2 separate regions of the Homo sapiens genome follow, and region 1 is linked to region 2. Evidence: chromatin contacts called from ENCODE Hi-C data. All regions are on one chromosome and are shown on one strand. Each heading gives the region's core, a stretch centred on a gene start or an enhancer-like site at or near the end of the contact. The rest is flanking DNA. Distances are from core to core; before and after follow the strand shown.

Region 1 (6,283 bases), core at 47-2,546, 290 kb after region 2:
GCCTCGGTATGGACTCCTGCCTCCTGGTCAGGACCTGGAAACCTGGGAGCAGGCAAGGCAGGAACAGGAGAGGGAGGCAAAGGCCCACCAGGCAGGGATGCAGGGGCCACCTGGAGACGGAGGAGACGGGGCTCCCGGGAGGGAGGCCAGTGGGAGTGAGAGCTTGAAGGAGAGAGAGCCAGGAGAGGAGACAGGTCCAGAGAGGAGGGAAAGGAAAGGACAGGGCAGAGACAGAGAAACCAGAGAGAGGGAAGGAAGAGAGACCCAAGGGGGAGAGACAGGGAAGGAAGAGGGAGGTGAGAAGAGGAAGAGGCAGATTCAGAGGAGAGAGGAGAGAAAAGAGGTGGAAATCAAACAGGAGAAAGAGGGAGGAGAGGAGGGAGGAGAGAGTGTAGGAAAAAAGCAGGAGGAAAGAGCCGGGCACGGTGGCTCACGCCTGTAATCCCAGCACTTTGGGAGGCCAAGGCAGGCAGATCACGAGGTGAGGAGATCGAGACCGTCCTGGCTAACACGGTGAAACCCTGTCTCTACTAAAAATACAAAAAAAAAATTAGCAGGGCATGGTGGCAGGCGCCTGTAGTCCCAGCTACTCGGGAGGCTGAGGCAGGAGAATGGCGTGAACCCTGGAGGCGGAGCTTGCAGTGAGCCGAGATTGCGCCACTGCACTCCAGCCTGGGCGACAGAGCGAGACTCCGTCTCAAAAAAAAAAAAAAAAAAAAAAAGAAAAGATGGCCAGAGCAGGAGGGGAGAGAGGAAGAGGGAGAAAGAAGGAAACAGTGTAGGGGGTCAGAAGTGGAAAGAGAAGAAAAAACAGAAGAGGAAAGAAAGACGAGGGGGTGAAAAAAGGGACAGGAAGGAAGAGAGGGAGAGGGTGGGTGCCATGGCTGGTGAGCTCGGAGAAGAGGGAAGCAGAGAAACGGGTGAAGGAGGGAGCGTCCTAGGGAGAAGTGGGTGGGGGAGAGGGTGTTGGGGGAGAAGAGGGTGGGGGAGAGGGGGCCCCGGGAGAGGGAGGGATGGAGGAGCGGGGAGCTCCAGCCAGAGAAGAGGAAAGAGAAAGGAGAGAGCTAGGAACTGGGAAGGAAAAGAGCTAGGAGGAGACCATGAGACAGAAAGAGAAGAGGGTGAAGAGAGAGGATAGTGGCTGGGAGGAGAGAGGAGGAGGGAGGAGCACAGAGGGAGAGGAGAGGAAACAGCCAGAGAATCTGCTAGAAGGGAGAGAGGAGAGAGAAGAGCCGGACAGGGAGAGCAGAAGTGAGAAAAAGGAGGGTGGCCACAGAGAGGACAGCGAGAAAAAGAGAACAGGAAGAGGGGAAAAGAGAAGAAATGGGAGAGGGAAGAAGGGTGGGAGAGAAAACGGAACAGAGAGGGGGCACAGACAGCGGACTGGACCGAGAGGGAGATGGAGCGGTGCGGAGGGGGAGAGAGAAAGAGGGAGGGAAGGAGGGTAGGAGAGGGCTGGAGATAGGGGAAAAGAGAAAAGGAGGGTAGGAGAGGGCTGGAGAGAGAAGGGAAGTTAAGAAGGGAAGGAGAGAGACAGACATTAGGGAAGAAGGAAAGGAGAAAGGAAAAAATACAAAAAAGGGCAGAGAGAAAAGAACAGGCCGGGCATGGTGCCTCGCACCTGTGGTCCCAGCACTTTGAGAGGCTAAGGCAGGAGGATCACTGGAGCCTGGGAGGTGGAGGCTGCACTACTGCACTCCAGCGGGTGAGTGAGCGAGAAAAAAAGCAGAAAGGAAAGAAGAGGTGCATGAGTGTGGAAGAGCAATATGGAGAGAAAGAAGGGAGAGAGGATTGGAAGTAGCGACAGAGGACCATGCCCCTCCAGCTGAGGAGGGGGCGCCCCTAAGACAGCGTCAGCCCAGAGACCGGGGCAGGAAGCAGGAACGTGAAGCAGGTTAGGAGCCAGTGTGAGGCACGGAGAGGGCCGGGTAGCTGGGCGGCGGGGGTGTCGTGGGCACAGCCCAGGCTACTGCGGGGACAGGCTGCCAGACCCGGCGGGTCCAGGTTGGGAACTCGGCCATGCAGCAGAAACGTTCCCTGCCTCAACAGGGCGCAGCCACCCCGGGGCCATCTCTGTGACCCAGGGAGAGAAAGGACAACGAATGGGACTAGACGAGGATGGGGAGGAACAGAGCAGCTGTGGAAGGTGCGGCAGAGAAGGGCCCAGGAGAAAGGAGGAAGGGAAGGAGCTGGAGGGGCGGGAGAACAGGAGACAGAACAGGACAGAGACAGCTGCCCGGGAGGATGGGAGAACAGAAAGAGGGAGGAAACGCCGAGCACTGACCTGGGGGAGGGGAGTAAAGAGAAGTGAAGGGGGATTGGAAGGGAACTGGAGAATGAGAGAAGCAACAGGCGGGGTGCGTGTAGGAGGGCGGGAGAGCCAATGACAAGACAGAAAAGGCAGAGAAAGCAAAGCAAGACCAGACTCCTCATCCGGTAACACTGTGTCAGGTCATTGCCCTCCCACCCCGCCCCCAACCCCATAACTGAAAACAAGTAGGAACCTGGATAAAATAGTCTTAACAATTTTTTTTTTGAGACGGAGTCTTGCTGTGTTGCCCAAGCTAGAGTGCAGTGGCGCGATCTCGGCTCACTGCAAACTCCGCCTCCCGGGTTTAAGCGATTCTCCTGCCTCAGCCTCCCAAGTAGCTGGGATTACAGGGGCCCGCCATCGTGCCTGCTAATTTTTGTATTTTTTAGTAGAGACGGGGTTTCACCATTTTGGCTAGGCTGGTCTCGAATTCCTGACCTCATGATCCGCCCACCTTGGCCTCCCAAAGTGCTGGGATTACAGGCGTTGAGCCACCGTGGCCGGCCCTTAAAAGCATCAAACTACATACAAGACCGTAAGGAAGCTGTGGGTCAACGCGGAGGGACGTGGGAACCCATCCCGGTGAAGCGGCAGCGTCACGTCCTTTCTCCCAGGGATCTGTTGGTCGGAGACATCTGGACTTTCATGTGGACAGCCTGAGTGACAGGGGGACCCAGGGGCCTCACCTGGGCTACCTGGGGTGGGTGGACCCTCCACTGTGCCAAGGTGCAGCCTGGGCTCGGAGGAACATGCCCTCCGCCTAGTCCCTGACATCCTTTTCACATCCAACACGCAGAGCAGGGGCGTGAGGGAGCAGGCAAGCAGGGAAGGGAAAGACAATGAGCAAGAGCCAGCGGGACGGTGGGGCGGATGGCAGAGGCTTCGCTGCTGGAAAATCAGACGCAGAGTACGAAACGCCTGTGCTCACTATGTTAATAATAATAATAAAAGGCAAAAAACCAGGCTCATTGATACACTGATATTAACAAGAACAAAGTACTGAGAGAGAGAGAGAGAGGTGAGGAGGAAGGCAGAAGAGGGAAGGCTGGCTTTCCTGCCGTCCACTTTGTGACCTCCTGCGTGATGGCGCGTCCTTCCAAGTCATGGGGTAACGTCCTTGTGGCCCAGATAATGAGCTGCAGACGGACGGGAATGTGCAACTGTGGAGACACGCGAGCTTATGGTCCCAGGACCTGGCAGGACATGAAATGAGTTTCTTAAAGGGTGAAACAGATTGCAGGACCAATCGTCCCGATCGTCCAAGGCAGGATAAAAATATCCCAGCATGCGGAGGAGCCCTCCCTGCCCAGTCTCCTCCGAGGGGCCTCGGGGCCTCTGCAGCTGCAGCTGTTGGAGTCATCAAGAAGACGGGGACGCGGGAGGGGGACAGGGACCAGGAGGCGAGGGGATGGCGGGAGTCGGGGGTGGGGTTGGGCGGGGTGGGGAGAAGGCTGTCAGCGCCAGGCTCAGACGAGCCGGTGGGAGCAGAGACGAGGAGAGGGAAGGGTCAAGGACAATGACTGGCAGAGGAACTGGAAAGGAAGGAGCGGGCATGGAGAGGCGGAGCTGGGAAGGACTTGGGGGACTAGAGGCGAGGGGAGAGAGCTTGTGGGGTGAGGGAGAAAACGGAGAGGAAAGAGCGAGTGAAGGTGAGGATGGAAAGGAAACAGGAAAGCCCCATGGAGGGGAGGATGGGAGAAATAGAGTGTGTCAGAGACAGAGAGGGAGAGAGAGATGGCGAGAGATGGAGAGAGAAAGAGACAGCGAGAGAGACAGAGACGTTGAGAGAAACAGAGATAGCGAGAAAGAGTGAGAGAAAGAGACAGGGAGACAGCAAGAGAGACAGTGAGAGAGACAGTAAGAGGGAGACCGAGAGAGAGAGTGAGAGACAGACAGCGAGAGAGAGACAGTAAAAGAGAGATAGCCAGAGAGAGACAGACAATGAGACAGAAAGCGAGAGACAGAGAGAGACAGTGAGAGAAACAGACAAAATGATGGCGAGAGAGTGAGAAAGAAAGAGACAGCGAGAGAAACAGAGACAATGATGGCAAGAGAGTGAGAGAGACAGAGCGAGAGAGACAGAGACGGACTGAGAAAATGAGACAGAGACAGCGAGAGATGGGAGAGACAGGGAGAGAGAGAGAGAGAGAGAGAGAGAGAGAGAGAGAGAGAGAAGCGCCAAAGAGAAGCCACCAGGAGCGTGTGGAGGGGAAGCCAGGTGGAACTCACTGAAGGTGCAGGGAGAGGAAGGGGAGGCAGGAGTGAGAGGAAAGAGGAGAGGCAAATCCAAGGGACAGAAACTGGAGGCAAAGGAGGCAGAGGAGGGAGGGAGACCAAGGGCACAGGCCCTAACCACAGTGCTGCCCCTTGTCCCCGGCCCCCTTGTCTCCTTCTGACACAGTCGGTTGCTGTGGACGGGCACAGTGAGACTGGGGCCCCATCAGCGCCTCCTCTGGGGGTTGGGTACAGACGATGAGGAAATGACAGGGCGGGGATGAGGAGGAGGACCTAGCGCAGGGGAAGGAGAGGGCAGAAGACAGTGGGGGGTGGCAGTCTGGAGGACAAGGGAGAAGATTCCAGAAAGGCTGAGAGCCACAAGGTGGACAATCAGGAAAAGGTGGGGCTGGGTGGAAGCGTGTGGAGGACTGGAATATCGCCCAAGGGAGGAGCAGTGTGTGCAAGACCTAGAGAGGAGGAAACACTGAGGATCCAGCCGAAGAGAGGACACACAGGGACAGGGACAGCCTGTGTGTGTGTGTGTTATGGATAGGGGGAGGAGGAGGGGGGAGAGGAAAGAGGAGGAGGAGAAGGAAGAAGGAGGAAGAGGAAAGAGGAGGAAGGGGGAGGAGGAGGAAAGGGGGAGGAGGGGTGAGGAGGAGGAGGAAAGAGGAGGAGGAAAGAGGAAGGAGGAGGAGGGAGGAAGAAGAGGAAAGAGGGAGAGGAGGAGGAAAGGGGGAGGAGGGGTGAGGAGGAGGAGGGAGGAGGAAGAGGAAAGAGGGAAAGGAGGAGGAAGGAGGAGGGAGTAAGAGGAAGGAGGAAGAAGGAGAAGGAAAGATGAGGAAGGAGGAAAGAGGAGGAGGTGGAGTAAGAGGGAGGAGGAGGTTGCGGTGAGCTGAGATCGCTCCATTGCACTCCAGCCTGGGCGACAGAGCGAGTCCCCATCTCAAAAAAAAAAAAAAAAAAAAAAAAAGGGAATTTGGGGGCATGCAGAGACAGGAACAGAGTGGGAGCAGGGGTTGGGGGAGAGATTCAGAGAATGGGAGAGAGGAGAGGGCGAGAGAGACAGAGGAAGGGGGTCACAGAGGAGAGGTAGAAGGAGAATGGGGAGGGGCAAATCCTCTTTCCCGCCCGAGCCTCAGTTTCCTCATCTGCTCCCTCAGGTGGTGAGGAGTCCAGGGACCACCCGCCAAGTGTCTGCAGGGCAGGAAGGCCTGCGGAGGGGAGAGGGAGGTGGAGGAAGGAGGCTCAGGCTTGAATCCAGTGTGGTGACTGGCAGCAGAAGCGTCCCCTCCATGGGCACGGGCTGCCTCTCAGGCTCAGATTCTAGAGTGTTCCTTCCTAGAGTCCCTCCAGGCCTCCTTCAGCCTCCCCCACCCCACCCTGACCTGGGAGGGAGTAGCCATTGTCGTCCACATATTTTTCCAAGGGAGAAATCAGGCTGCAGCCCACATCCTCCTTCCTCCTCCTCTTTCCTGCAGCCCCGCACGGTGTAGCTGGCCACCCCTTCTAGGGCTGTGGCGGCTGAGGGGAAAGGAAGGGGCTAAAGAGAGTCGCCTTGGTACACAGTTGGCGCTCAATTGGTGCCCTTCCCCTTTCCTAGGGGAGAGCACAGAGAGTAGGAAGGCAGAGAGAGGAAGAGAAAGGGGGAATCGAGGGTGAGAAGGGGAGGCTGTATCTATAAAAAGCCTGGCACACAGTCGGTGCTCAATAACTGCCCAGGCCCTTCAGGACCACATGAAAAGGGAGAAGAAG
Region 2 (6,317 bases), core at 3,420-5,919:
AACCATTCCAGTCTTTGCTGCAGAGAAAATGCCCAGGCAGGATTGCAGTCAGGACCCATGGCAAAACTTAGCACCCTCTTCCTCCTTTTGCTCTAGTAAGACTCAGGCCCCTTTCCCTCCATCAGGCATGGAAACTGCTCCCTAATTTTTTTTGCTCAAAATTTCCCCCCAAACTCTCTTCCACAAAGCTGCCCTGTCCTTGGTTCTCCCGTCTCTTCCCCTTTCAGCTCCAACTTTTTATCTTCTTTTTCTTTTTTTCTCACCCTGTCTTTTGGTGCTGACAGCTTTTTGTTTTCATCAGCTTAGTTCCTTGCTGGCTTTCCCCACACCTGTGCTGCTCCTTACTCAGATTCTGCATAACGAGGTCACGTCTGGGGGCTGTGCCAGCTGGTGGGAATCCAGCTTCCCTGGAGGCTCAGAATGCCCCCATATTCCCCTTTCCTTTTCCCCGGCACACACCCGTCGTGGTATTCCATCCCCCTTCACTGTCTGGGTTCCCTCTCTGCTGCAGCTGATACCCACAGGACCCACAGAGGGGTCAGCCCTGGACAGCCAAGGACTCACAATTTAATGTGAATGATCCCAGTGCCTGGAGTTCAGAGAGGGATGGCTGACGGGGTGGCCTTGATCCCTGAGATAATGAGTTTGGGGCTTTATCCTGAGGACCTTCTCTGGCAGGCCTGGATGGAGGACAGATGGAGAACTTAGAGGCAGTGGAGTGCCTCCTTTGGACTTGATTTTCTGGGTCTCAGCCTCCCTCTGCTGGCTTTGTGCAGCCCAAGCTCTACAGCCAGACTACATTGATTCGAATTCAGGCTCTGCCACCTTTAAACTGTGCAGACTACATTGATTTGAATGCAGGCTCTGCCACCTTTAAACTGTGCAACCTTGGTCAGCTGTGCCTCAGTGTCCTCATCTGTAAAATGGGTTTGACATTAGAACTTACCACTTAGCGTTATCAGGAGGATTATAGGATTTAGCACACAGAAGGGGCTTAGAACTGTGCCTGGAACACAGTAAGCACTCAATAAATACCAGCAACTTTCAAAATGCTGATACAGCCGTCCACCACATAGAATGCCCTCCGCAAAAGAAAGCTCATTACTATCACTCAGTGATGTCATCAATTACCTCATAGACTGAGCAGAATTGATGACATCTCCAATTATGAGGTCAATTTAGAACCTGGTGGGCATGATGATATCACAAGTTGCCAGGTAAATCTACCTGGGTAATCCCAGGCTAAATCTAGCCCTGGGTAGTGTTGATGACATCACCAGTTACCAGGCAGATTATAGTTAAAATGTGGGTGCCCAGTGCCTTCTTTCCTGTTTGAAATTCTGTTGTGTCCCAGTCCATACTCTTTCCTAGCACCGTTGGGAACAGGACTTTCATGTCTCTGGACCTCAATTTTTCTTTCTTTCTCTTTCTTTCTTTCTTTCTTCTCTCTCTTTTTTTTTTTTTTTTTTTTGAGTTTTTTGTGATAGAGTCTCAGTCTGTCACCCAGGCTGGAGTGCAATGGCACAATCTTGGCTCACTGCAAACTCCACCTCCCGAGCTCAAGCAATTCTCCTGCCTCAGCCTCCCAAGTAGCTGGGACTACAGGCGCCCACTGTCATGCCTGGCTTATTTTTGTATTTTTAGTAGAGATAGGGTTTCACCATGTTGGGTAGGCTGGTCTCAAACTCCTGGCCTCAGGTGATCCTCCCACCTCAGCCCCAAAAATTGCTGGGATTACAGGGGTGAGCCACTGTGCCTGGCGTGGACCTCAGTTTTCTATCCATCAAATGGGGATAATAAAAGCACCAGCCTCGTAGGGTTGTGGAGAGAATCCAATGAGTTAATACATAAAAGGGCAAAATGTCCAGCACACAGTCAGCACTCCATACACAGCAGCACTCATTATCTTTACTGTAGGATGTTTCCATGGAGCACGCTCCAGCCAGAGTGACAGGAGCCCTCAGCTCTGTCTTGGTTAAGACAGATGCCTGCAGGGGCCTGTTTCCTAGGAGTTGGAGCCCAGATCCGCCATTAGCAGTAGTCAGGAGACCCTGGACATGTTGCTAGCCTATAAAGTGGGGTAATGACCATGCCAGCCTCACGGGGCTGGCATGAGGATGCACTGACATAATGACAGTCATGTTTCCAGCACACAATCAGACCTCACAACTGTGAGCTGTGTTATCACTGCGAGTACTCTCAGAAAGGTCCTTTTCTCCCCAGGATGTTGTTTCCCCATCTGCAAAGAAGTGGAAGGTGGCTGTGGCAATCTCAAAGCCATGGCAATCTTGACACTATGACCACAGGGATGGTCCTGTGATTCACCTTTGCTGTTGCTGAGCAAGTGCATTGGGAGTTGGATGCTTGAATCTGTGTCTGCCCTCAGCACCCAACTCCAGCTTCTCTTGTCTCTTTTCTGCCCATCTCTTATCTCCCAACATTTCCTTTCATATTTCTTTGGCTTCTTGCTCGTACGCTAGACTTCGTATGTATATAGTTTCTCTCCTGCATGCTGTTTGTAGGACAATAAATGGCAATAGTCATGATAATCAGTATTTTCTTTTTCTTTTCTTTCTTTTTTTTTTGAGATGGAATCACTCTGCCACCCAGGCTGGAGTGCAGTGGTGCTATCTCCGCTCACTGCAACCTCCGCCTCCTGGGTTCCAGTGATTCTCCTGCCTCAGCCTCCCGAAAAGCTGGGATTACAGGCGTGGGCCACTATGCCTGGATAATTTTTGTATTTTTAGTAGAGACGGGGTTTCACCATGTTGGCCAGGCTGCTCTCGAACTCCTGACTTCAAGTGATCTGCCTGCCTCAGCTTCCCAAAGTGCTGGAATTAGAGGCGTGAGCCACCGCTCCTGGCCAGTACTTTCTTATTCAGCCTTTTCCCTGGTGCCAGGACTGTACTAAGAGCTTTGTAGGCACTAATTCACTTAATCCACTCAATACAAGCACTCATTACCATTTACTCAACAAACACTTATTAAACACCTACTGTGTGCCAGGCACTGAGGATTCGGCACTGAACAAAATAAAGATCTTTGTCCTCGTGGGACTTAAATTCTAGTGAGGAGACAGATGATAAACAGATAAATTAGCAAACACTCCCAGTGCTATGAGAAAAAGCAAAGCGGGGTTAAACGAGAGAGAGTGATGAGAGGAACTGTCTTATATAGGATGGCCAGGAAAGGCCTCTTGGAAGAGGTGATATTGGAGCAGAACGGATGATGTGGGAGAGAGGTTGTCATGCAAAACCTGGGGAAGAGCATTCCTGGTGGACCCAACAGAGAATGCAAAGGCCTTGGGGCAGCACCAGGCCTCCTGGTTTGAGAAATTGAGCCAGTGTAGCTGGAGCAGTATGAAGGGGAGGGCCTGGGGGTGAGATCAGAGAGAGCAAAAGGGCCAGCCACATCCCGCAGGACCTCATTGGCCATGGTGAGTTCTTAGACTTTTACTGAGTGAAATGGGAGCCATGGAAGGCTCTGAACAGAGGAAAGGCCCCATCTGAATAGAGTAGACTGTAGGGAGAGCAAGGGTGAAGGCAGACAGTCCATCACTCCCATTTTACGAGTGCAGAAATAAATGGAATCTCAAAAAAGTCCAGCAACTGGCCTGAGCCCACACAGCTGCTGAGCAGCCGAGCCAAGCTGGCAGGCCTCCTTGGGTTCAGTGGAGCCATTCCTTTGTGCCCTTGGCTCTTTTTATTTTCCTTTTAAATAGAGATGGGGCCTATGTTGCCCAGGCTGGTCTTGACCTCCTGGGCTCAAGTGATCCTCCCACCCTGGCCTCCCAAAGTGTTGGGATTACAGGTGTGAGCCACGGCACCCTTCCAACCTTGGGAAGTCTTTTGGCTCTCCTGAGCCTCAGTTTTCCCATCTGTAAATTGTAAATGGGGAATCATTACCACGTTTGGGCATAGCATGGCGGTTAAAAGCACAACTTCTGGTTGGATCTGAGTCCTTGCTCTGCCATCGGCCAGCTCTGTGACTTTCTGCAATTAACACCCTCTTTCTAAGCTTGGGGTTACCTCATCTAGAAGATGAAGATCTTAATAGCACCAATTTCAAGGGCTTCGTTGTAAGGATTAAATGAGATCATGCAGGTAAGGCGCTTAGCACAGCTCCCGGTCTACATCGAAGTGCTTGATAAACGATCATTGTTATTCCGATAGTATCACGGCCCACACCTCCCCGGTGGGTGAGAGCCTGGGAGGGTGCCTGGTACATGGTCTACGTTCGACAAAAGTGAATTCTGTCTCCTGTCTCTCCTGCCCGCCGGGTCCCGGGGGACCCAGGCATTCCGGCCTTCGGTCGGCCCCCCCACGCCGGCCCTTACAAAGGCCCCCATTCATGCCTTGCGCACAAAGCGGCCCATTCACCCTGGCCCCTTGGGCCTCCCGCCCCCGGCCGCCCCCCGCGCCTCGCTATTGGTGGCGCCCCGTGCCCATCAGGCCTCGGCTTCCACCCCCGACCGCGCCGCCTAGCTCCGCGCCCGGGCCGCGTTCTTTTCCCACGGCTGGCACCCTTCGACAACTTCTGATTGGCCCAGCCCGCCAGCCGCTCTTTTTGATTGGCGGCTCCCGTCCCCCAGGGGCGGGGCCGTAGCTTGCCGCAGCGGGCGCCGATTGGCCTCTGCTGCTCTCTTGGGGGCGGGGCTGTCCTGGCGGACACGCCCCTCTTTCTCCCCAGGCCGAAGCCTCGGGACGGCCCTGGAAGCCGGTGAGTGCCCGGGGCCGGCAGCCCTCCGGGGGCGGCGGAACGGGACTGAGCCAGGGGAAGCTGGAGCCTGGGGGCTGCGATCGGGGCCCGGGAGCCCGGGCAGGCGGCCGGGGACGGCGGGGAGGTGACGCGGACACTCACCTTGGGCGCGCAGCGGGACGGCGGCGAGGGAGGTGGGGGGGCGGGACGTCTACACTCCCCCAACTCCAGTTGCCGCCGTGTGCGAGGCCCGGTCGGGGTCCTCGTTGTCAGCCCCGGGCCTGTTCCGCAGAAGGGGAAACTGAGGCTGTCTTTGGAACCTCGGCCGCTTTAATACCTGAGTCATCGCCTCCAGTCCCCCGCCCCCAGCATGACATGTCTCTGTTCTCACGTGTCAGAATCGGAGGCCAGAGAGAGGGGTCGTGACTGGAAGAGGCGGAGGGGTAGGGAAGGACATATTTGAGAACCTATGATGTACTTGGACGCTTTTATTTTTTATAACTAAATAATTTCCTTTCCTTATCGTGTTGACTCGAGGTGAGTTATATTGTACCCATTATACAGAGAGGGGAAGGCTGAGACTGGGCCGAATTGGTGACTGCAGGGGGACCTGGTGGAGAAGAACACTCCAGAGACCAACTGTGTGCTGGGTCCTTTAACCTTTTCAGTCCCACAGGAGTCCCCTAAGGAAAGCGGTGGTCCCTGTGGCATAGATGGGGAAGCAGGTTGGTAGTAATCACCAACTGGGACGCAGAAATTCATGTCTTTAGGGACCTGCTACAAGTTCTTTCCAGACCCCCTCCTTTAGAATGGCAGAAAACGGTATAGGCTTGAATTCCAGACCTCCCTCTTACGCTGTGTGATCTTGAGTGCCTTACTTTGACCCTTCCTGCCTCAGTTTCCACATCAGAGAAATGGACATGCTGATCACCCCTATGTCATTGGTTGTTGAGGTTATTCTAGGCCGGGCGCAGTGGCTCAGGCCTGTAATCCCAGCACTTTGGGAGGTGGAAGCGAAAGAATCGCTTGAGCCCAGGAGTTCGAGACCAGCTTGGGCAACACAGCGAGACTTCGTCTCTACAAAAAGTAAAAGAGTTAGCCGGGCGTGGTGGCGTGACCCTGCTGTCCCAGCTACTCGGGAGGCTGAGCAGGGAGGATCGGTTGAGCCCAGGAGGTCAAGGCTGCAGTGAGCCATGATCGTGGCATTGCACTCCAAGCTGGGCAACAGAGAGAGACCCTGTCTCTCCCTCTTTTTTTTTTTTTAAATCATTTTATGATCTCAAAGAGCTGTTCTAAGAGGAGAAAATACCCGACACATAGTAGGTACTCTTATCACCATGTAGTCTTTATTTCACTCCCGAGACTGAAGCTCAGGACAGAATACCATTGTCCTCTTCTTTGGTACTCTTACTGTCTATAGATTTTGTTGTTCCCTTCCCGCAGTTGGGAAACTGAGGCTCAGGGAGATTAATGATGAAGCACTGGGCTGGGGAACTTTCTGAACGTCGTTTTATTAATTTCACTGGCCGCAATGCACAGCAGGGAAAGCTGAGGCCCAGGAAGCTCCAGCGGGGTTTGAATCCCGGGAATCCTCAGCCTTCTCCGCGGCGGGCCCTCGA

Evidence for each region. A loop is a pair of places that touch in the nucleus more often than their neighbours do. Pooled maps may share reads with other maps.
Region 1: a loop to region 2 is called in a map of gastrocnemius medialis, with 2.3 times the contacts of the local background. The contact joins the promoter of MYREM here to the promoter of MYH14 in region 2. A Hi-C loop is called at or near these places in 1 of 168 maps with a recorded cell type or tissue (gastrocnemius medialis) and 3 of 50 pooled maps.

The regions. Positions count from the first base shown.
Region 1 is chr19:50,487,597-50,493,879 of GRCh38, forward strand. It overlaps MYREM (MYBPC2 cis regulating lncRNA enhancer of myogenesis), which reads right to left and starts at 1,297. Exons shown (of 2, transcript NR_186349.1): 1 at 1-1,297. EMC10 (ER membrane protein complex subunit 10) reads left to right here. Exons shown (of 7, transcript NM_206538.4): 7 at 1-3,275. RefSeq lists enhancers at 4,510-4,569, 4,610-4,689.
Region 2 is chr19:50,198,953-50,205,269 of GRCh38, forward strand. MYH14 (myosin heavy chain 14) reads left to right here and starts at 4,670. Exons shown (of 43, transcript NM_001145809.2): 1 at 4,670-4,719. It overlaps LOC124904746 (a long non-coding RNA gene), which reads right to left and starts at 5,024. Exons shown (of 3, transcript XR_007067298.1): 1 at 4,861-5,024.